Regions from separate parts of the Mus musculus genome. Here regions 1 and 3 are each linked to region 2. Evidence: chromatin loops called from intact Hi-C (ENCODE). Cell type or tissue: heart. All regions are shown on one strand. Region 1 holds the start of Cd200r1 (CD200 receptor 1). Region 2 overlaps Cd200r3 (CD200 receptor 3). Region 3 has its middle 64 kb from the start of Ccdc80.

The links. Hi-C counts contacts between places; a loop is a spot of excess contacts. Peaks named below come from ENCODE experiments on the same cell type or tissue, not always from the same donor. Only the 100,000 strongest peaks of a DNase experiment are listed, where the experiment ranks them.
Region 1: a loop joins it to region 2, with 2.3 times the contacts of the local background. A loop is called at or near these places in 3 of 42 quality-filtered maps.
Region 3: a loop joins it to region 2, with 6 times the contacts of the local background. A loop is called at or near these places in 3 of 42 quality-filtered maps.

Annotation. Positions count from the first base shown.
Region 1 is chr16:44,764,694-44,772,693 of GRCm38, forward strand. Cd200r1 (CD200 receptor 1) reads left to right here and starts at 1,043. Exons shown (of 7, transcript NM_021325.3): 1 at 1,043-1,379. The coding sequence starts at 1,316. In heart, a CTCF peak has its summit at 3,448 (motif pointing right); a DNase peak (open chromatin) is centred at 1,128; H3K4me3 peaks cover 378 bases.
Region 2 is chr16:44,958,425-44,966,424 of GRCm38, forward strand. The region is part of intron 5 of Cd200r3 (CD200 receptor 3); the gene reads left to right. Among named protein-coding and RNA genes, the nearest start is that of Cd200r3, 19 kb to the left of the region's middle. In heart, a CTCF peak has its summit at 4,036 (motif pointing right); a DNase peak (open chromatin) is centred at 4,647; H3K27ac peaks cover 952 bases.
Region 3 is chr16:45,026,414-45,034,413 of GRCm38, forward strand. It overlaps a transcript of Cd200r3 not described here. Among named protein-coding and RNA genes, the nearest start is that of Ccdc80, 64 kb to the right of the region's middle. In heart, no CTCF peak of the experiment used is centred here; a DNase peak (open chromatin) is centred at 4,568.

The DNA.
Region 1 (8,000 bases), 190 kb before region 2:
TTATCTTTTTTTCCTGTTGACAATGTTTTCTTCCTCTTCCTGGAGCATTTTGCTCAGGGGTAGGAAATTCTTACCACAGAGGTTTTTTGGTTTTTTTTTTTTTTTTCCTTCTTCTCAACTGTAATCTAAGTTTATACTAACTAGTAACATTACACAGAATTTTTCTGGGAAGTTAGACTCTCAGATCTATGACAACTCAAAGGCGGTTATCTGTGACTACAACAACCTAACTCCTCGAAAGTCAAAGAGAATGGAAATTCAGTACTGAGCCTCCCACAGAGGTCTGCGACTGAACGTTCACTGATGTGGCAAAAGGGACTATGTGAATGTAATTAAATTAAGGATCTTCGGATGAACAGACAATGCTCATTGGACAAATTAATCGCAAAGGACCTTGTAAGAGGAAGGCAGAAGGGTCATCATCAGGCGATCAGCTATGGCAATGGAACACAGGTTAGAATGATGTCCGATGGCCGCAGGCTAGAGCGCAGAGACATCTGGGTGCTGGAAAAGGTCGTGTCTCCAGAAGAAGCAAAGGCCTGGCTACGCCTTGATTTTAATCCCATATCATGACGTTCAGACTTTTGACTCCCGGGCAGTGCATTAGTGCTGTGTTTAAGCCTCTCATTTTGGGATTGTTAGGGTAATAATAGAAATAATAGAAAATAATAGAAAAACGCATTTGATGCTCCCAGCATTATGTGTGGGGTTCCAGACTAGATAGTAATCTCACCATGGCATTTTCAAGTAGAAATATTTATTCTGCATTAAAGACTGAGGAAGGGTATACACACTATTATTATTATTATTATTATTATTATTATTATTATTATTATTATATTGGAGAACTTTCCAGAAATTCATTGTGGTTAGGAAATTTACAAGCACGCGGCGAAAATCGATCGATAACCCTCTTCAGTTTTGAATGGAGGTTTAGACACATCCATCTGTCTTGGGCATGTTCAGAGCCTTACTGTACAGTTTATCTGTGAGCAGCAGGAGAAGAGAAAGAGCCAATGGGCTGAAAGTAACCCACTCAGTCAGCTTCCTCTGTCTTTGCTTCACGGTTCTGCACAGGAAATCCATTGCTGTGTCAAGTCCCAGAGAAGTTTCTTCTCTTCCAAGCCAGACTAAAGCACGCGAGTGGAAGGAGTTGGCAGGCAGGACGGGGCTGCTCCCTGCGGATGGGTTAAGAGGTGCGCTACCACGCAGAAGCCAACCCGAGAGAAGAGGGATCCGGGTTATGGTCACTGCTGCTCCCTTACCTCTGAGGAGAAAAAGTACCGAGTGAGCGGCGGAAAACCAGAAAACCGAAATGTTTTGCTTTTGGAGAACTTCTGCCCTAGCAGTGCTCTTAATATGGGGGGTCTTTGTGGCTGGTGAGTCTGAAATTTTTTGGGGGGTGTGGGTGGGGAGAATGACTAAGGGAGGAGAGACCTGTTCTGCGCAGCATTTAAGCCTTGTCCCTTTTCGCTGGGTAACGCAAGCCAATTTCTGTTGTAGAGATAAGGGTTGCTCCAGATATGGGTTACCTTGTCACCTCTACTTTCTGCTTTGTCTGATTTATTTTTGCTTTGTGTTCTATAATGTCCTCCACTGTCGCTTCCTCATCTCCCCTCCCCCTTCAGGACAGGTCAGGATAAATTAAACACATATTCATAGCAATCAAAATGACATGGGGGTCTCTGTATCTTCTTCTTGGGGAAAACCAAAAACCAAAAACCAAACCAACAACCAGCTATCATCTCTGGTCTCCCTCGCCAACAGTGTAAGTTGGGAACGTATCTTTTTTTTTTTTTCCTGACACTTTTCGTGACTGCAGGCTTTACACATACAGTTACACTGGTGTATCTGTGATGTATATTTGCCTTTATCTTGAAGATATGTGGGCTACAGGAGTCACTTTCTGAATCAGGAGGTGCACGCCTCAATGTCTGCAGTTTTGTAGGAGTTCAATAGAATTTGGGGCTACCGTGCGGGTGTCCTGATTTCACTGTAGAAGGGTGGTGGGAGTTCGTGTAGGAGGCTTTTTCATGTTTCACTTTTAGTAGCTGCAGTAGCTACGAGGGAACAACAGACTTAGCTCTGAAATGTATAGTTTAACAATTTAAAGGAGACACGGTATTTCTTTCCTTTCACCAGAATTCCTTTAAAAATCACATTTTGGTCTATCTTCCAGAAAGAGAACATCACATGATAGTCTTACTGGTGAGCACACGTAAGATAACTATGATCCACCACTGCACCCTTCTGCTGAGAATTTTCAGTTATCTGTTCTTTTTGATGTGCATAGCAAGCCATTGAGGTCAGGATGGAAGAAAGCTCCGTTTCACATAGCTAGAACCTAAGCTTAGGGCGGTGAAGTGCTTTGTCCGCAGTACTTATTTCCATAAGCACCACAAAACATTGGAGTGTGCAGTTTACCCGGATTGCTTTTCACTGAGAGGCACCCATTGTAGCACAGCTGAAAACGCTAAGCTAATTATTTGTTTATAATTTGAAGGGGGGGGGAGTGTCCTGAGTCTTTCAGTAGTTGGGCTTCTCTAGAAAGCCTTTAAAGTCTGTGCAGGATCAATTTGACAGGGAAAGCCCAGTCAGGTTGTGTCAGGTTGTGTATTAGTAGATCAGACAAAAAAGCAACAAAATGGAAACATAGCAGAGTTTGAATTTTGAAAGCTGAAAGGTCCTCCCCCCCCCACCCCCCCTCCCCCAGATAGGGGTTCTCTGTATAGCCCTGGCTGTCCTGGAACTCACTTTGTAGACCAGGCTGGCCTTGAACTCAGAAACCCACCTGCCTCTGCCTTCCAAGTGCTGGGATTAAAGGCGTGCATTGGAGACACTACGTTCTCCAAGTCTCTGAAATCCAAGCTGGCATCAGAAAATCATCAAACGTTTAGAATGCCAATCAGTAAATTACTTCTTTATACACATGCTTTGACATGACAAGTTCACCAAGAATGACTTAGGATTGTGAGTTGAAAGCCAGCCAGGGCTGAGACTTTATGGCTTCGCTTAGTGCTGCTGCCGACAGGAGTAGCTCCCTCTGTGTAAGATCCATTCGCACAGGAGAGAGGGCAGGGCATCAGGGTGAGTGATAGATAGAATGCTCTTGTTTTGCCTATTTACTTTTAAATTTTACTTTAAACTTCAAACCCTGTGGTGTTTATTTAATAAAGCACCCGAGGGGAAGTTAACAAGAATCTAATCTTGTGCGTGGCTGAACGACCTCCATGTTCACAGACTGTGGCTTTTCTTTCTCCTTATTTTGTCCCATTGTCTTCAAAGTTCTTATGTTCAAATTATAGTTTCATGTCCTGATTGAGATCACCCCACCTTTTATTGAAGTTGCTGGTTTTGCCAATATGAGTTGCTAACAAGAAAAAGGAACCAACAATCCTCTACTGTTTTCTTCCCTAAAAGAATTTTGACTCATTTTCCTTGCCTTCCACTAGGGGGCAGGTACCAACAGGAGGAGACACACTGAGCCCTATAGAGATTAAATGCCACATCAGAAAAGCAAGGAACAGGCCTCATCGATTTAACCCCTTTCTTCCTTTTTAAAGTTTGTGCTAACTATACATTTGCCAGTTAGCATAACACATAGGTGTGTTTTCCTTTGGACATTAATGTTCAAGATTCTGGCGAATAAGAATACTAAGAGGTGTGTGTGTGTGTGTGTGTGTGTCTCATGTGCAAGAATGCTGACTAAAAGTTCCCAGCAATCTAAATGAGGGAGATGAAAAAAAAAAGAAATCCTTAAGGAACATTGTAAGTCAGAAAATATTGAAGTAAAAAATGTGAGGAATATTAAAACCATAGTGTGTTGAGAATGTTAGTTTTTTTGGGGGGGTGTTTGAGACAGAGTGTTATAGAAGAGTGGGCCCTGACCCACATGTTTTGGCAGACAGATAAAGAAGATAGATAGAGAAGGAAACTGGGAGGCAGGGTGTGTCACCGAACAGAGAGACCCGGAGGTTCTGTGAGACAATGAGATCCAGCTTGCACGAACAATGTGCTAAATAATAATAATAATAATAATAATAATAATAATAATAATATAATAAAGGATGAGGCTGCTTTCTGAGGCTCGTTAACAGGGAGAGAATATGGATATTGTGCAGTTGATGGTGAGGCCGTCTATTAGCTTGTAAGGAGAAGCAATAATCTCAGGCAGTAGTTTTGGAGAATGTGACAGAGGGATCCTGTTGATTGGCAGTCACACTTTGGAAAGCTTGAATTAGGAGTTGAAGTAGTAGAAGGTTCTGTGCTATGGCATTCGTGGCTGCGAAGGGAACTGTAGAGGAAGGACATGAAGGATGGACATGCCTATCCACCCTGGGGAGAACAGAAAGATCTAGAGTTTGCGCACCATATAGAAAGCAGATGTTCCCTCAAAGGCAAGACAGACGGGCAAATGAGAGATGAAGCACTAGAAATGTTTGTCTTCAGTCTGGGGAGCCATAACTATCTCTGTGTAACAGCGAGCAAGTTCTAGGAAGAGATGGGAAAGGAGACAATATCACCTACAGGGACTATGCTTAGCCTTAACTAGAAGGAAAGAAATGTTCTGAGCTTGAGAAATTAGTTGATACAGATCTTAGATTAGGTGAGGCCAGCTCAAAATGGCTAGAACAAGGTGGAATCAATGAAGGTACTCACTGTGATAAACTAACTTCTCAGTATGACCAGGTGAATGTAAGCTGATGTTGCTACCCAACAAAGCCATCCAGTGATCATCTGACTTTCTATTGTGACTGAAGAATTAATCTATGCAGTCGTTAAAATGTTATCAGTGCACAGCGAGCTTTTGTGTCCTCTCCCTTGATTTGCTAGCTCCTGACTGGGTCTAGAGAGCAGGCCGGAGGGTGTCATGTAGCTTTGGACTGAGTGATGCTAATACTCCCTAAGAAGCAGTCAACATCCATCACATTAAGAAACAATAGATATCACAAATACATGAAGTTTTTATGAGAGTTGACTATGATCTACTCATTTCATTCTTCCCCAAGAACTGATGTCATTCATGCGTTGACGCTAAGCAAAGATTTCAAGGTTTTCATACCTAAAATTTAGATGCCTTGCATGTCTGAAAAGCTAGGCTCCATTTGTTCTGAGAACACAATCTTGTGTGTGTTTAGGGGAAGTGCCCTAGAGAAGTGCCAGCACGGAGACACAACTGGCAGTTCTTCCATTTAGGAAGAAGCGATTTTCTTTAAGCATCTCTGCTGCTCTGAACTGTTGATGCTGTGGTCATCAGCACTTAGTGTGGTGTGGAGTCAGACTTAGATTGGGGTTTTGTGTACAGACATTCCTGCATCTCGGTCACCACTGTCATTGGGCACAGTGGGGAGCCGAGTAAGCTGGAGTTTTGAGAGATTTCACTGATCAGAACACTGGTCATTTATATCTCTGCCATATTCAGTTGTTAGGTGGGCGGCCTGGGGAAGGGCTTGATCTTCAGCAAAGAAACCAAACCGTCCTTTGAAGTCTCTGAAAAATGAAGGCTGTCTACTTACTGCTCTCAGTCATAGGAGCAAGGGCTATCCCTGGCGGGGATTCTGGGAGGCACATTCTTGATACATGCTAGAGTTGCTGCCTCCTATGTTCTGCATCCCTTCATGAAATTCTGAGCCTCTATCTGGTATTATTCTCCAAATCAGTTCTATCACTTTAGTTTTTATTTTACTTTTAGCGGTTAAGAAGTTCTCCCAGTTTTCTTTTATATGAAGAGTTAACTATTTATGTCTGAAATATTTATTTTACTTTCATTACCAAAGCATATATTTGCTGGGGATGTGTAGAATTATGGGTTGATATTGATCTCCCCTCCCCTTTAACACCCAAAAAAATCTCTAATGGGGAGTCAGCCGGTCTCTTACATCATTTCTCTGAATTTAATCTCCGATCTTCTAGGCCTGTTTACGACATTTTGTTCATATTGCTGGGGTTTGGCCACATTTAATCTGACTAACTGTGGTATTTTCACCTGTAAGAAATTACTTAACTTCATTAGACATGATTTCCTCACTTATGAAACAAATAGGCATGATAATATTAGGAGATTAAGAATTTTTAGACAGAAAGGACTCAAGACACTTCTGTATTAAATTCTCCCATCTTGTATGTGGAAACTAGCCATGTTCAAGGAACTGCCAATAATGTCGCCTAATCTTTCAGTGGATGAATTAGTTGGAATGGCTCTGTGGGACCAACAATAGAAGGGAAAGAGCTGAGCAAGAGTCTCTCTGTGTATGGAAGGTTTTAGAGGCGATGCACGGGAAAGAAGAGTCACATTTAAGAGAGAAACAAGAACAATTAGAGGCTTGAGATTCCTGTTTAGGAAAAATAAGTCACAGCCAAAATGAGGCTTGGTCATTTGAACGACGAGTAAGCAAGGGAGTGTTTGGCCATGTGTCAGTACTGTGCTTTGTACTGGTGATACTTGATGAAGAAAGATGTAGCAGGGCTGGGGATGTAGTTCAGTGGCAGGGCACTGGTCTACCATGTACAAGGGTTTAAACTAAACCCCAGCACTTCAAAAAGACAGCCATAGACTCCACTTATTTGGAGCTTAGAATCTGGTAGGGAGGATAGATGTTACACAAATTCTCGCAAATAATTAAAGAACATAAAATATGTAGGAAAATTACAGGATGGCATAAAAGTGTAACCGGCAAATCTGATCTTGTCAGGGCATCAGGTGGTGATGACAGAGTAAGGGCTGTGAGAAGAGCTCTCTGGGGCTGGTGGAACAGTCTCCATGATACACACAGAGAGCTCAGGTAGAACGGGGGTGAGGAAGTGTGGAGATTTAGCAGAAATTCTGGAAGGTGGAAAGGATGAGGGGAGAAGATACTGAGGAGAGAGTAGTTTACAAAGGACCTATCTATGGATGGTGATGCATACCTTCAGTCTCTGCATTTAGGCCCGTGAGGGAGGTGGTATGCTCCACCAAGGCTACATAGTTAGAGCCTGTCTCAAACAAGCAAGCAAATAAACAAAACGTTTTTTAAAATAGAGGTGGCTGGGTGGTGGTGCATGCCTTTGATCTTAGCTTGCAGGAGGCAGAGGCATGCAGATTTCTGAGTTCGAGGCCAGCCTGGTCTACTGAGTGAGTTCTAGAATAGCTAGAGCTGTGCTATCTCAAAACAAAAACAAAAACAAAACTAACTAACTAGCTAACTAACTAACTAACTAACTAACTAACATAAAGGAGCCCTGACTTTTGGGAGAATACCCACACCAAGATGCCCAAGGAGAAAGGTAGCTTACAGAGAGGGTATTGGAGTAGGATGGGAAGGAGACAGAGAAGAAACACGTAGGCATTGTGGTGGAGGTGAAGAAAGGGGCTTCAGAAGGAGAAAGTGACCATGTGTGTTGTTAACTTAGAGAGCAACCAGGGAGAGATGCCCCAAAGATTAGTAAATATATTTAGGAGTTGCTCCACACTGGCAGTATGTGTCATCGTCAACTATGTGTGTATACAAAGAGGTTTTGGCAAGGGAAGTTTTTAAAGGTGGAAAGAGAAGGATTACACAGGATGCTTTCAAACTATCATCATTGCCTGTAAGGAATCATGACATGAGTGGGCTCTGTCCATATTTTCCCATAGTTGTTGGGTAATTGTCTTGTTTTCTGTGTAAGGTAGCAGTGACCTTATGTATGGTTTTACAGTTCTTTTTTTTTTCTATTTTTAATTTAATTTAATTTAATTTAATTTTTTTACCACACATAAGCATGATATTCCTGCCCATCATAACCTTCTGACTTTATTTACTTTATTTGATTTTTTAAAAATGAAATAGTTAATACCAATAATTCCATTTTAATTCTAACTTCCCCAATCTAAAAACCCAGCCAAGCAACCCAGGTGCACAGATACTGCCTCAAAGCCCCAATTTGCCTATAAAGATGAGGGTGACCTCGAGATTGCAGTTTGAGTAGAAGGCGGGGGAGCAGTCAGGTTGCAGCTACTGCTGGGGAAATAAGTGGGAGGAAAA
Region 2 (8,000 bases):
ATATGCTGTGAATGACCCATCTACTTCCCCACTTCTCAGGCCAAAGGTCTTAGGAAATATGAACAGAAGTGCTGGGTAATTTTACTCCCCTCAAGCCCCCCAGGAATGGCTTCCATTCACTTCTTCCCAGGATCATTTTATATGATCATGAAAGTTGCATTGCCAGGTACCATGACAACAAACAACATTTTCAAATCTGTCACTAGCTGGCCTTCTTTCCTTGCTTGCTTGCTACCAAGTAACATGACAGTTGCCCTTTGTATTAATCATTCAATACATGACTAAGATCCATCTTAAAAAATCATACCTCTGCACTTTAGAAGTTAAAAGTTGATCCCAGAGAAGGCACTGCCAGTATCATGGGGTAATACTGAGATCTCCCCTTACTGTGTAAAGTTGTAGTGTCCAAATTCCCTGTGATGTCTGCATTCTGCCTTATGGGATGGATGGGCACGATGAATCACTGAGGGCAAGGGCAGGACACTGGTAAACCTAACAACTGTAAAGCAAGACCTTGTCTTCACTGGATACACATAGTATTCCAATAATAAGAGTATGTTTTTAGTTAAAAGAATTATATCTTAGCTAAAGTAGCAAGTGATTGGGTTATTTTATTTTTGGTAAACATCCAGGGTGAAAATGAATGCCTGCTATTAGAGGGTACCTGGATGGTAGCCTCAGATGGTAATTAAAATTCAGCCCATGTCATACTCTATTGCAGTGGATGGTGCCAGGGAAGTTGGTAAAAGTGTGTTGCTCTAAGCTTCTTTTATAGTCTCTGGCTCTGATCTCAGAGCAGTTTCTACTCAGCAGGTGACTAGGGAGAGTAGAGGATTGTATGTGGGATACATATGGATCAGGTCTGGAGTAGTAAACATATCTGCTCAGATTCAACTGACTAAAACTTAGTCATATGATCACACTATCTGGTAGGAAACCTAGACAGTGTGGGCTGGTTGACTTAAAGAAAAAGAATTAGGGCTGGTGCATACTTAGCAAATCTCTGCACATAATAAAGAGAAGGTACAGTATTAATACAAAGATTATTGCCTTTTTTAATAGCAGGAAATCACTATATGTCAAGAAGTAAGTAAATTAGTAATTGCCACTCAAACACAGATAAAGTATGATCTCTTTTGCCTCATCTTTCATTGTACTGTTTGATGTTTAAGTACTGATATAAAAAGGAAAGAGATCTAGTAATATAATTCTGTATTAGACTTGAAAAAAACTGAGGCAGAGATTGCAAATTGTTGATTCATTGTCTATCTTCCCTGTTCTTCTTGTGGAAGACAATTCTCTTCATCCCAACTTTCTAGTCACCTTTTAAAAAATAGGCCTCAAAGTTCATTCCATAAAGTGTCTATGGACCCTGTGTATCTACTTCAAACTGTTATTTGGCCAGTGAGAAGATACATAAAGGGCACTGTGCCAATTTTGTGTGTGTGTCTCAAGAGGTCCTGAGTGTTTCTACTTTTCCTCTTATGGGAATTTGAAAGGCTGAGCCTGCTGGAGATCATTATAGAACATAGATGATTTATGTCAGCCCAGACTTTCTTTTTTCTTTTTTTTTCCCATTTTTTATTAGGTATTTAGCTCATTTACATTTCCAATGCTATACCAAAAGTCCCCCATACCCACCCACCCCCAATCCCCTACCCACCCACTCTCCCTTTTTGGCCCTGGCCTTCCCCTGTACTGGGGCATATAAAGTTTGCAAGTCCAATGGGCCTCTCTTTCCAGTGATGGCCGACTAGGCCATCTTTTGATACATATGCAGCTAGAGTCAAGAGCTCCGGGGTACTGGTTAGTTCATAATGTTGTTCCACCTATAGGGTTGCAGATCCCTTTAGCTCCTTAAGCCCAGACTTTCATCTCTCTGTTGAGGCCAGCTGAAGGATCCAAATGTCATCTTTCTCTTAGACACTTGAGCAAACACAATCAAAGATGATCAGACATGAGCCTGTGCTGATCTTAGACAAATGAACAGTCATTGCCATACATTTCCTCTGGTTGGTTATCATGTAGCACATTTGTGGCATTAAGTAACCCCTACATTGGTCAATAACATATCTCCAATTTTGTAAAGATAGATATAGATAGTAGCCTACATCTATTCAGTTTACCGTGCATCTTATGACCCTGATCATTTGCTCTGGCAATGAGATGTGTGATATTTTTAGGACAACCCTCTAAAGAAAAGGAGGGATTTTCTTTTGCTTTCTAAGCTATCTGTGGGACTGCAGTACTGATGTGGTGCCTTGAGGTCCCAGAGCTAACATGAGCAATGGATGACACTGAAGATGGCAGCTCTTAAGTGAAATGAAAAAGAGGAACAATGGAAGGACTTGGGCCTGATGACCATAGAGTTGTCCCACCAGTTGTAGACCATATATTATCTGTTGTCTTGATGTGATAGATAATAAACTATGTTTTTCATGCCACTGCTGCTTTTTTACTTTGCACATAGCTGGGTTTAATTCTAGTTGAAACCAATACTTACCTGGTCAATTGGAAAGTTTACTATCATAAAACTTGATTGTGTTCTACTCATGTACATGGTATCAATTATTCCTGTTCTCCCCTTAAAGGTAATGAAAGAGATAGGAATAATGGATTAGACAGTGACCTCCAGGTTAATATTAGGACAATTGTTGCTTATGTAGGGGTAAGGTGGGCTTGTGATGGGAAAGCATTGAAATATGAGGATGTGAAAAGATGATCCTGTAGTTTAATGATCCCTAGATGTTGCAATCATGCCTGTGCTGCAGGATTGGGGGGAATAAACAGAACCATGGGCTTCCAGAAAGGATGTGAGTAGGAGGGACAAAGGAATTGAAACCAAACTAGACTCCTTCACTTGTCAAAATGACAAATGTTACTTCTCTACTCATCTCCCACTCCCACTGCTATGGTTTTTGATGTGGTGTTAGAACAAAAGAGTAAACCACTATGCAGCTGCCTTGTCCAAGCCCCCACCTTCCCTTCTCTACACAGATGTGAAATAGTTCCCTCTTTGAACACACATGCACATATCTGCACATATATCTGTATATGTGCACACTCATGTATGTTTCTATATTGTGATGCCTCCATGCCAGAACATGTTTATTTCTTTCCACAATACCAGATTTTACTAAATAACATTGGTAGCAGTTTGCCAGGTAGTACCAATTCCCTTGATAACTGACTAAGGCAACCCAATTTATTTTGTTCCAATCTTAACTACTAATATTGACTCTCAGACCATACTTTATATATCATACAGAAAATATATCTATTTTCTATATATTTATGCATCTATATGTATTTATCTGTTTTTATCATCTAGCTACTTATCATCCATTATCTACCTATATAGGTTACAGAATGTGTTTAAAAGGAATAAAAATCTTCAGCAGGCTTTAAGAAATTACAAAGAAGTCTAGTTGACAAGCACAAACGAAAACAAATAGGGATGTCAGAAGATTCTTCAGGGAGAGGAAGTGTCCAGTAACTAACCATTGAAAGCCTGTTGGAGATGCTGCTGTGGCTGCTGTAGGATCAAGTAGTAGAGACAGACCTCAGATGCCTGAGTGGAGCAATCTAAGCAAGGTGCAGGTACAGACCAGGGAGGCAGTAGAGGCCAGAGGTCAAGAGAGATGAATGGATGAACTGATGACAATTAGAATGAACCACATCAGCACTGAGAAACAAGCCAACATGACACCCCGGGCACAGTCAGAAATTATCTGCTTGTTGGTCCCTTGACTCACACCCAGGGTGGTCAGATGACAGGTTGGTGAGGCTGCTATCATCACAACACATTAGGTGTTCTCCTTATGTGGTCCAGGTGAGGATGTATTAACTCTTCCTCAGTCTGGTCCTTGGGCCTGGCTTTCCTGGTGTTACTTTAATATACTTATATGGTCTCAATTGGCTTTGATAAATGTATTGGGTGGTTCTGCTCTTTCCTTTGGGAATAAGTAGGGTAGTCTGATCACAACACAATAATTACACCCAAAAATCAATATGGTCTCCAATGGGACCATATTGGGAGCAAACCACAGTTGAGAACCACTAGATGGTGCTTCGACTTAATCCTTTTGAACATCTTGAAGCAAACCAAAATCAGCATAGCCTCAGACAAAGTAACCCCGCTTTTCCTTAAATTTCCCCTCCATACAAGCCTATATCTTGTTAACTCTAGCTTTTCTTGGGAGGTGTTTGGAATAGTTACAAAAAGAGGCAGAGCTAAACTTCTGCTTTAAGGAGAAAAAGATCTTCTCAGTTCCTAAATGTGTACTGCTGTTTTCACTTAACTTTAGTAGAAACATTTTGCTCACCAAATAAGCTTCAAGGGGATTGTCATAGGTGAGAGAAGGAAGGTCACTACACTGTCTTCATGGTGAAGCCAAGGTTAGTACTCATTTCTTCCCTGTCAGTGTCAATGGCTTCAGATAAAATTAGCTTTTCTTTTCTCCACTTCCTAGGCCCTCCCACATCATATCTAGAGGCACACATGGTATTCTAATGCTGGCAGGAAGCTTCAGATAAATTAGGTCAACTTCCCTTTTTTCTAAAAGAGGAAACCAAGACTCTCAGATTCGGTGGTCATGGGGTGTCACTAAGAAGTCAGAGGCCCTGCTTTACTTCTCCCCAAGAGAAGGGAGATACTTTCTAAGGCCAAGCCAGACAAGAGGAAGAGTTTGGTCAGCTCTATTTTAGATCACATCTTGCTCATGCGGCCCCAAAGCCCCCACCTCCCTCACCTCTCTTGTCTGACTGGCCAAGTTCAAGTGATAGCTCTTTATCTAATTCATGGAAAAGAAGATGTTAAGATACTTATACTGATTAGATCTTGTGTAGAGCTGGGCAGAGCTGGGCAGAGCTGGGCAGAGCTGGGCAGAGCTGGGCAGAGCTGGACAGAGCTGGGCTTAGGATCTATCCTTTACCAGGCATGAGTCCTTATGAGAGAGAAGCCTGAGAAGACCTGGTATACTGTGAAAAAGACAGAACTAGAGGACATGCATGAGTCCTTGCTAATGAAGAGGAAGACAGTAAAACTGAGTTAAAAGATGCATAAAAATCAGACAGTAGGCAAGGTCGGGGAAGATAGGCATAGCAAGAAGAGGGGATGGGCTGTGAGGGTCAGGGTAGGGTCTTCATCAGGGTGATGGAAGCTGTGTTGTTTACTCACATACAGCTTTTGTTTCTTTTATTGGCTATTTTCTTTATTTACATTTCAAATGCTTTCTCCTTTCCAGGTCTCCCCTTCGGAAATCCCCCATCCCACCCTTGCCCCCGTTCCCCTGCCACTATGAGGGTACTTCCTCACCCACACTCCTGCCTTCCCACCCTGGCATTCCACTACACTGGGGCATCGAACCCCCTCAGGCCCAAGAGCCGCTCCTCCCACTAATGTCCAACAAGGCCATCCTCTGCCACCTATGAGGCCTGAGTCATGGGTCCCTCCATGTGTACTCTTTAGTTGTTGGTCCACTCCCCAAGAGCTCTGGGACTTCTGGCCAGTTGACACTGTTGCCCCCACCATGGGGCTTCAAACCCCCTCAGCTCCTTCAGTCCCTTCTCCAACTCCTCCACCAGGGACCCTGTGCTCAGCTCAATGGTTGGCTTGGAGCATCTGCCTCTGATTTTGTCAGGCTCAGGAAGAGCCTCTCAGGAGACAGCCATATCAGGCTCCTGTCAGCAAGCACTTCCCAGCATCCACAATAGTGTCTAGGTTTGCAACTGTATATGGGAGGGATCCCCAGGCAGAGCAGTCTCTGGATGGCCTTTCCTTTAGTCTCTGCTCCACACTTTATCTCCATATTTCCTCCTGTGAGTAGTTTGTTCCCACTTCTAAGAAATACTGAAGCATCCATCCACACTTTGGTCTTCTTCCTTCTTGAGATTCATATGGTCTGTGAATTGAATCTGAGGTATTCTGAACTTTTGGGCTAATATCCACTTCTCAGTGTGTGTATACCATGTGTGTTCTTTTGTGACTGGGTTACCTCACTCAGGATGATATTTTCAAGTTCTATCCATTTGCCTGCAAATTTCATGAAGTCATTGTTTTTAATAGCTGAGTAGTACTCCATTGTGTAAATGTGTAACAGAAGACACTTATTAAGAATACCAACAAGATTTGGCAGATTCAGCTAATCTTAATTAATTTATAAAGTTCTCTGAACAGAATGTTCAAATCTCTTACTGATTCATCCAATGGTGATTTGCAGATCAAATGAGGAACCAACAACATTGGCTCCTACGTAGTGAAGAACCAAAACAGGTTTGTGAGAGGGAGTGGGTCTGATGGTTGAGGCTGATAGAGAGGGAGGGACTTTCTCTCTCAGCTGATGACTTCAGTATTGATCAAGTACTTCTCCCACCATGAAATCGGAATACAATTCTTACTATTAGGCCAGCTGAAGAGAAGGTTTTGAAGACAGTCTTTATCTGGTTATTAATATTCCTCCAAAGGATGTTACGGAAATGCAGAATTTTATCTTTCAGCCCAGTCTATCAGCTTCTAAAGTGTTCTCATGTGTCTACAAGCACACAGGAAAACATTTCATTGCTTTCTTCCTAATCTCATGTCTTCCCCCTCCTCCTTCTCTTCTTCCTCCTCCTCTTCCCCCTGTGTAAGACTCAGAGCTCAATCATAGATAAACACAGACAGGATCCCTCCTCCTCCTCCTCTTCTTCCTGTGTAAGACTCAGAGTTCACATACAGATAAACACAGACAGGATCTCCCCTCCTCCGCTTACTCCTCCTCCTCTTCTTTCTCCTCCTCCTCCTCCTCTTCCTCTTCCTATGTAAGACTCAGCCCACACACAGATAAACACAGACAGGATCCCATTATTAGTATATCTTTCCATTCCAAAGCTCCAGAGATTTAGTCTTCATGAAAGAGAGAAGAAGCAAGCGTTCAGTATGGCAGAGAGAAGCTCTTGGGTGAACGGAGAGTATCTACAACTCTGATCAGGTAAAGAGAGAAAAGATAAAACAAATTATATTTCCAATTGCTGGAATGTTCGCCTGTCGGTAAGAACAGGATCCTGAACCGGAGCCAGAGTTACATGAGAAAGACTGGTCCTATAATGCTGTCTGTGCCATTGGGTTTACATGATGTAAAAGCTTGAGTACATCACACTTTCTCTTCTGAAAACAGAGTGCCAGAAGGCTCCTGAGGAGAGTGGTCTGTGGTTAAGATGAGATTTACCACCATCTGAAAGACATCTTGTCTACCGCGCAGCGTGCTGAGATTCCGAGAAGCAGCCACAGAACCTACTAGGAAGACAAATCTGATGTGGTTGTCAATCCTTTCAATGGACCTGAGTACTTCTATAAACCCGAGTGAGGTTGTGCTGGACCCAGGAGCCAGGCTAGGTCATATATGTTGATTTTTGCTGCAAGACCTCATGGTTTATCTACAAATCCTAAATTCTTTCACTTCCAGTTTTAAAACTTTTGGCCCAAGCATTTTATCCACAGCATAACACCTTTAAAGAAACTCTCCCACGGAAACTGCTGGTTCCATGGAATGGAAAATTGCAACATGGTTTACAAGACAGTGCAAACCAAGCAGCATTCCAAGATATGAGCTTCAGAAAGTTACAGGAACTGTCTTGGGACGAGAAAGAAGGATTAAATAGTTCCCAGTCCAGCAAGAAGCATCTGTCTTTTGTCATTTTCTCCACGTAACATAAAATGTGCAGCAGAAGGCAGTCATGCCAACAGGGGTGAGGAAGGTCAGTTGTTGGTAACATTTTCCACTGATCTCTTACAACTGAAACCTCAAATCCCATTACAGTCCAACTGCCTGTCAGCTATGATACTGACTGATGCAGGCCAAGGTGGCCCATCCCTTTCCATCAATTAAAAAAAAAAAAAAAGGAAAAGTTGTAAAGGTACGCTTTTACAACACATGTGAAGTAATATTCAGCCTATACGTTAATAGTCAAGGTAGTGACAAATTTAAAGATATAATTTTTATAAATCAAATTATACTATT
Region 3 (8,000 bases), 68 kb after region 2:
GATCAATTTAAAGAGAATCTGAAAAACAAACATAGGCATAGGCAATCATCAATACAAAACTGAACTTGTTCATTGATGTAGAACTATTTAATAGCTATCAGGCAATGAACTGTAATAGAACCGTCTTTCAACAATAAAAGTTCTGCTGAAAAGAAACAATTTAATTCACCGGCTGCCAAACAAGAGTGGTTGTGAAACGTTGGACTCAACTTCACCTCTCAGAGGATAGGACTTACAGATTTGTTGTTAGTTATGTTGTGTTTGTCTTAATTCTTTGAGAATTCATGCATTCATATGATGTGTTTTGTCCATATGCACCCTCTCTCCAACTTCACCTCCTCCTAGGTTCATGCTTCAACCTCCTAACTTCACATCTCCTTATTTTAATAACCCACTGAGTTCAACTTATGCTAATGACTGTGAAGACATCCACTGGACTGTGGTCAACCCATCAGGAGCCACATCTTTAAAGAAAGCTACTTATAAGGTGAGAAAAATAAGAGGTTTTAAAGCTTAAAGATAGAATTAAGTTTACTAATCTATTGACTTTAAGATACAAAACATTTATTGGGTTATCCAAGAGGAACCAGTGTAAAGTAGGGTAGTTTTATATTCACTCCCCCCCACCTTGGGTCTGTGTAGCGCATTAGGGAAGAAGAACATACGAACTTATACACTAAACATGGGAAGCACATGAATTCAGCACAAGATCCAAAGAGGCCATGGTGGCCCAATCTGATCCAGAGCTAAGCAAGAGACAAGTTTTAGCTTCCAGGGCAATGGAAGTGACCTAAGACTTCGAGGGTGGAATGGGGTGTGCACGAAGAACAAAGCAATCTCCTTCTACAGATGAAGTATTCCAAGGCCAACTCTCAGACTCCAGTCTCCAAAAAAATCTTCTCTGGGCAGACAGGATATATCACTGACTATGTAGTGGTGTGCAGTTTCTCTGACTAGCCATCTTGATATAAGTCAAACCAATGTATCTCTCAAGATGTATTTTGGGGTTTCATGATAACCACAAAGACCTTTTGAAGTGAAAAGGGGGTCATAGGTGTTCTCAGAGATAGATAGATAGATAGATAGATAGATAGATAGATAGATAGATAGATAGATAGGAAGAAGAGATTTGAACTTACTGCACTGCTCACTCTGGATATGTAGAAAGAATTCAAGAAATGCCAGTGGCCTTGAGAAACAAGAAGCTGGATTTTCTGTACTTAATTTAAGCATAATGAGACCCATTGTAGACTCTGTCATTCAGAGGTGTAAAGTAACATATTTGTGTTGTTTTACTCTACTCTGCTTGCAATGTGAAGGCCTAGAAAATTCAACACCGAGGTCCTTTGAACTAAAGAAAAATGGAAGGGTTTTAGGTCACTCTGGACTCTCTGCTCCCAGGTCTGGTCATAAAGAAATTCTCTGCTCCAAACTTTGTCTCTGTAACTCCTTCCATGGACCATCTAGAGACTGCCATACCCGGGGATCCATCCCATAATCAGCCTCCAGACACTGACACCATTGCATACACTAGCAAGATTTTGCTGAAAGGACTCAGATATAGCTATCTCTTGTGAGACTATGCTGGGGCCTAGCAAACACAGAAGTGGATGCTCACAGTCAGCTATTGGATGGAACACAGGGCCCCCAGTGGAGGAACTAGAGAAAGTACCCAAGGAGCTGAAGGGGTCTGCAACCCTATAGGTGGAACAACAATATGAACTAACCAGTACCCCCCCTCCCAGAGCTCGTGTTTCTAGCTGCATATGTATCAGAAAATGGCCTAGTCAGCCATCATTGAAAAGAGAGGCCCATCTGTATTGCAAACTTTATATGCCTCAGTACAGGAAAATGCCAGGGCCAAGAAGTGGGAGTGGGTGGGTAGGGGGGTTGGGGGGGTAGGGGGGACTTTTGGGATAGCATTGGAAATGTAAATGAAGAAAATATCTAATTAAAAAAAGAAATTCTCTGAATTTCTCTTGAAAATAGACCATATGAAGTTCATTTCAGATGGGTTCTGCCTTAGCCATTGGGAAGAAAGAATACTTTTAGGGGGGAAGAAATGGCCTCCTCATTCCTTCCCAGGCTTTTTGCCCATGATACAATCTAAATTGGCATAGAGCATATTGTCAGGAGAGAAAACTGTTTAGGTGCCTTCATGCATGCAAGAGTTCCACAAAATATAGGATTTGAAGACATGTCTGATGATGGAAGCTGAAATATAGAAAGAAGTAGTGGTGGTGGTGGTGGTGGGATGTGTGTGTGTGTGTGTGTGTGTGTGTGTGTGTGTGATCTGAGGGCTGTGGTCATGAGTTATAAGAGAGGGAGGGGAGGGAGGGAGGGAGGGGAGGGAGAGAGTAGTAGAATATTTATGTAGGTTAAAAAGTATTTTAGGTAATAACAAAATCGATAATTGTCATGGTGTCAACCAACCTCTCTCTAGTTTTCTGCCTGTCACCCAAGTTCATCTTCCCTAATGAGTGTTAATGTTGGGACTGAGAATTCCTGACTGTGAGTTTGTTTAGAGGGCAGCTCTCTCTAAGTGAATACGGAGAGTTTGGAGAAAATTCTTTCTGAGTCTGGTGTTCCCCATAGGACCTCAGAGTATTGGGTGGTATCCTTTCCTACAGGACAGGAATCAAGGCAGCCTGGTTGAATGTCCCTCAGCTTGTCACCATTTGTCATAGCCTTTCATCCAATAACACGTCTACACTACTGTCCATTCTTAGATGAATCTAAGCATAGACACTTATGTAGGGTGCTGTGCTCCATAAAACTTTGGTTATGATAGGGGTTAGAGAAACGATAAACGATGGCTCAACAGCTAAAGCCGCTTGCTACTTCTTTAGAGGACTTGCATCTGTTTCGCAATAGCCACATCAGGCAGCTCACAATCACCTGTAACTCCAGTTCCAGGGGATTTGATATCCCTTTCTTGCCTATGTGGTACTTATGTAGACAATCCAGTGCACACACACACACACACACACACACAAAACCCTTTATATTTTTTAACCTTTTGATTCAATAAATACAGCATATTTTTCTCTTGTTAGCTTGTCCTTTGTTGTAGGATATTGACCACAAGTCTATGCTAGGAGAATAACAGAACCCCCAATCCCACTCCCACTCCCAACCCCCTATGGACTGTGATAACTTGTCACTGTAAGGCAAGCTACATGAGAGAATTGAGGCAACAAGAGAAAGGGAAAGAACCCATCTTGCCTCTGGATCTTAAGTCTCTTGTTGGCTGAGAGTCAAGAATTTCAACACAGCTGATGAAATTTCCTGCCAAGTGCTATCCTCTTTTTATTCTGAGAAAGTTGCACAAACAAGGTTCCATCCATGTTAGCTACCAAACATATGTCTTGAGTCTTGGAGATCCATGTATAGTAAGAACTCCTTTGACCTTTGCGATTGAGGGTTTATCTTATTAGCTCCCCACTCTTATCTGAAAACTTGAGTGATTTGGCCAATAAATGCTTTATAATCTCATTTACAAGAAAACTCCACCTTCCTTAAATAAGCATACCCAAAACATCATTTTTTACTTAAACCTTAGTTTAGCTATAGATTAGATGGTTTTTAACAGTGCAATTCAAAAGCCAAACATTCTATGGAGAAACAGACACAGTCTTGTTGGGACATAGATCTCATGCTCTTTGTCACTGCAGAAATAGTATGTACCAATCCCTTGAATGCACACTCTTGTCTTTTATGTCAAGTTTATCTTGAAATTGTGTATATGTATTTGTGTGTGTGTGTGTGTGCGTAGCTAGATCCTGGTTCCACCTGAGTGGTGGGCCTGGCAGCGACTCAGCAGGCTGCAGAGATGGCAGAATTGAGTTGGGTTTCCTGCTGTCTCTGACCTTTGAAGGAGAAGAAAATGAGTAGGACATTGAGTAACCCATCTGACCATGAGTAGGGCATTGAGTAACCCATCTGACCATTTCAAAGAGCTTTACTCACCCCTTCCCCTGCCCGAGAAAGCACCACATTTTGTCAACAACAATATGAACTAACCAGTACCCCCAGAGCTCCTGTCTCTAGCTGCATATGTAGCAGAAGGTGGCCTAGTCGGCCATCATTGGGAAGAGAGGCCCCTTGGTCTTGCAAACTTTATCTGCCTCAGTACAGGGGAATGCCAGAGCCAAGAAGTGGGAGTGGGTGGGTAGGGGAGCAGGGCGGGGAGGGGTACAGGGAACTTTCAGGATAGCATTTGAAATGTAAATAAAGAAAATATATAATAAAAAAGAAATGTAAATGAAGAAAATATCTAATAAAAAATTGAAAAAAAAAGAATTTTAAATCCTTAAGTTGTTTTTTTTTTCAGTGTTTACAACCGATGATGTGTAATAGTGTATGTTCATGAGGGTACCTAAAATGTTCATCAAATAGGAAAATGGCCAGCCTAGAAAAAAAGAGAAATAGTTAAAAATACTTGAGTAAAGCTATGAGCAAATCTAGTAACTTCCTTGGACTCTAACAGTTGCAAGGTTTTATTGCTTCACAGTAAACATTATGATCGTACCTAGACAGCTGCCAAGTAACACTGTCTAAGGCCTGAGCCAGGTCAGGATTGAATTTATTGCGTTAGAGCAGGTCCCTAGGGTGATTCTATTCTGAATTCTGAGTTTTCAGCCAACAACTTGGGACCTTTTTGTTGTTCTGCAAATCCCCACCACACTTCAGAAGCATGTCAGCTTTTACCAGATGACTTTTAACTAGATGTGAATTCTGTGAAGCAAATAGTTCTCCTCTCCACTGCTTGAGGCAATTTTCTCTCCCTGGATGGCTTAATAAATAGGAGGGTCACACACAGGAAAGTGTCTCAAGTACTTGTGAGACAGGTTCCTACTGTGCTTTTCCTTCCTGGGTGACTTTGTTGGAAGTGGTTGCTGTGGAGACAAGTCCCTTTTGAATTCTCTAAAATCAAAGTTTATACTTGTTCTACCTCCAGTTCTTGCCCTGGTGTGGAGCTTTGAGTAATAATGGCCCCTCTAGGCTCATATATTTAAATGAATCTTTGGTAGGATTAGAAGGATTAGGAAGCCTCACTGGAGGAAGTGTCACTGACGGTGGGCTTTGATGTTTCAAAAGGCCATGCCAGACTACTCTGCTCTCTCTCTCTCTCTCTCTCTCTCTCTCTCTCTCTCTCTCTCTCTCTTCTCTTCTCTCTCTCTCTCTCTCTCTCTCTGCCCATGGATTAGCATGTAGAACTCTGTTACTTCTCTAGCACCATGTCGGCCTGATTTCCCCATTTGCCATTTTCAATTTCTCTCAAGGATTCACAATTTTAAGGTTTGTATAATTTCCTTATGGTTCTGGGAAGCTTTTGATATTAGTAGATACTTTTACTAGTATACTTTTATACTATAAGTAATATAATAAAAGTATATTTTATTAGTTAACTCTCAGAGGCCCTAAAGCCAACTATTCAGACAAACATAGAAGCATGCTCAATGATTATGTTGGGTAAGATACTGACATGGCTACACATTCATAGGATCAATTGAAGCCAAATGTTTAGGGAGAAAATGGTTATCACATTCCAATTAACTTTCACCTGCAATTTTCTTTTAAAGGATGCTTCTTAACTTATGGATTGACAGTCTCACACATGCATATGCAAAGCCTTTTGATCACACTCATCACCCACTACCTTCTCATATCCCCTCCCACTGGAACCTTTCTTTCCACCACATTCCCTCTATCTTCTAGGTCTTTTCTTTTCTTAATGACATCCTGTTTTGTTTTGGGTTTTTTTAGTGTTGTTTGCATATTTATGGATGGATGAGGGGTGAGGGGTGATTTACTGAACCATGAGCAACTTATTGGTGGGGTAGCAACACCACCAATGAAGATGACTTCTCCCCTGGCAACCATTAAAGACCAATAGCTCCTCTCCTAAAGGTTGACTTGTCTTCCTTCTCCCGCCCATCCATACTGAACTGTTAATGAGCTGGGCATTATCTACAATTTTCAGTATCTGATCATCATCCTGGGTCCTTCATTAATTCAGAGAGATAGCATAAGGCATGGAGAAAGTAGGGGGATTTTCTTCTGTAAATGGACTATTGCTCCCTAATACCTTAGGGAGGAAAAGAAAGAAATATCTGTGTAAACTAGCTCGGTTTTTCTTTTTGGTGTGATTACCTACCTTGAACTTGATTTTATGAGAGTCAATTTCTAAAAGGGACTGGATAAATTTTCTGCTTTTAAAACAAATAAGGGCTCAAAATTCACAAAATCTATGCAAAGCTACAGAAAAAAAAAACTGTTTCAGAACTCCTGAATTAGGTGGTCAGTTGTAATAGAGAAACTTCACACAAGTTTCAACAACATAGGCGGGAAAGGGGAAGAAGACAACCCAGGGAAGAAGAAGAAGAAATATAATCCCCCAAATGAAAATGGAATTGAAACCAATGTCAAGTTATTAACATGTAGAGAAAGTGACTCACTCAGAAGATGGGTGCTGCGATCTTCTAAAAGAGTAGCAACTACTGACCCTCCTCAGACCAACTAACTACTGGCTGCTTTGCTGACCTCTTCGGGAATTGACATTAGCCAAAGAAATCTATTGAGTGTTGCTGGTGGCTTTGAAGTTAGGTTGCATACAGGCTAAGCTTTTAGAAGAGGAAGGGGTACCCGAGAAGCGAACATTGGCTACAGATATGGCTTTAAAGTGCTTCAGACCACGATTTACATGCCAGAACTTGAGAGCTATGGCAAGAGAGGAAGTGTAGCCCATAGGAATAAACTATGTTTGACAGAAATCCGTTCAAAGGGGGGTTTTATCTAATATATGAAGGAGAACAAGAAGGGGGGAAATACAAAGACAATGCTCTAAAATAAGTCTGCTGATAACTGATACAACTTTGGGGGAAATTGCTACAAAGAAAGGAAGCACTTATTCCAGTAAGAAAATACCAGGGAAGGAATCAGCAGGCACATCCATGGTCCCTCTTACTCTACATTCCTTCACATAGAGGATGGGTGCGCACACATGAACAGTACTTGTCTGAATCATAGGCGGTGGCAGTGATTTTGTGAACGTCACCAAAGGCAAAAGAATGAGGTTTATGGTGAGAAATAAAGAGCTAAAATAAGACTGCTTTGGCTTATTCTGCCACCCTGGAGAAGAAAGTGACAACTCTTGGTTATATTTATAATGTGTGTGTCAACACCCAGTAATGTGGCTTTCGGGTATCTGTCTCAGTGAGAGTAAAACACAGTCATTAGAACCAGCATGGAAGTAGAAATGACCTCGTGTATGAATGGAGCTGTAGATGATACTGAGGCAAAACAACTAAGATACTGAAGAAAATGCTCATAGCGTGATATCAATTTTATAAATATAAATATATATATGGAGCTGAAGGGGTCTGCAACCCAATAGGTGGAACAACAATGTGAACTAACCAGTACCCCCAGAGCCCATGTCTCTAGCTGCATATGTAGCAGAAGATGTCCTAGTTAGCCATCATTGGGAAGAGAGGCCCCTTGGTATTGCAAACTTTATATGCCCCAGTACAGGGGAGTGCCAGGGCCAAGAAGTGGGAGTGGGTGGAGTGGGTGGGTAGGGGAGCAGGGCAGGGGGAGGGTATAGGGAAGTTTCGGGATAGCATTTGAAATGTAAATAAAGAAAATATCTAATAAAAAAACAATTATATTATTCTTAAAAATGTATCCATATGGAAAACCATGCAGCTTTGGGAAGTACACTTACTAATGCATACATAACTCCACTAGGCAGGTGAGGACATGAAATTTGTCCAATTCTATTTCTTAACTTAGGACTCTTTTTCTCTTGCATATCAGCTGGCTTGCATTATTTGCAAGTAATGATATAATTCTTATTTGCAAATAGTGATATAGTTCTTAGTGACTGCAGTCGAGTCTACACACGATTCTCTCTAGTCATGTGCACAGGCGAGGCTGAAGCACGGGGGAAAGTTGAACTTCAATCAGCAGTGTCTGGGCAGTGGAGGGCAGGGGCT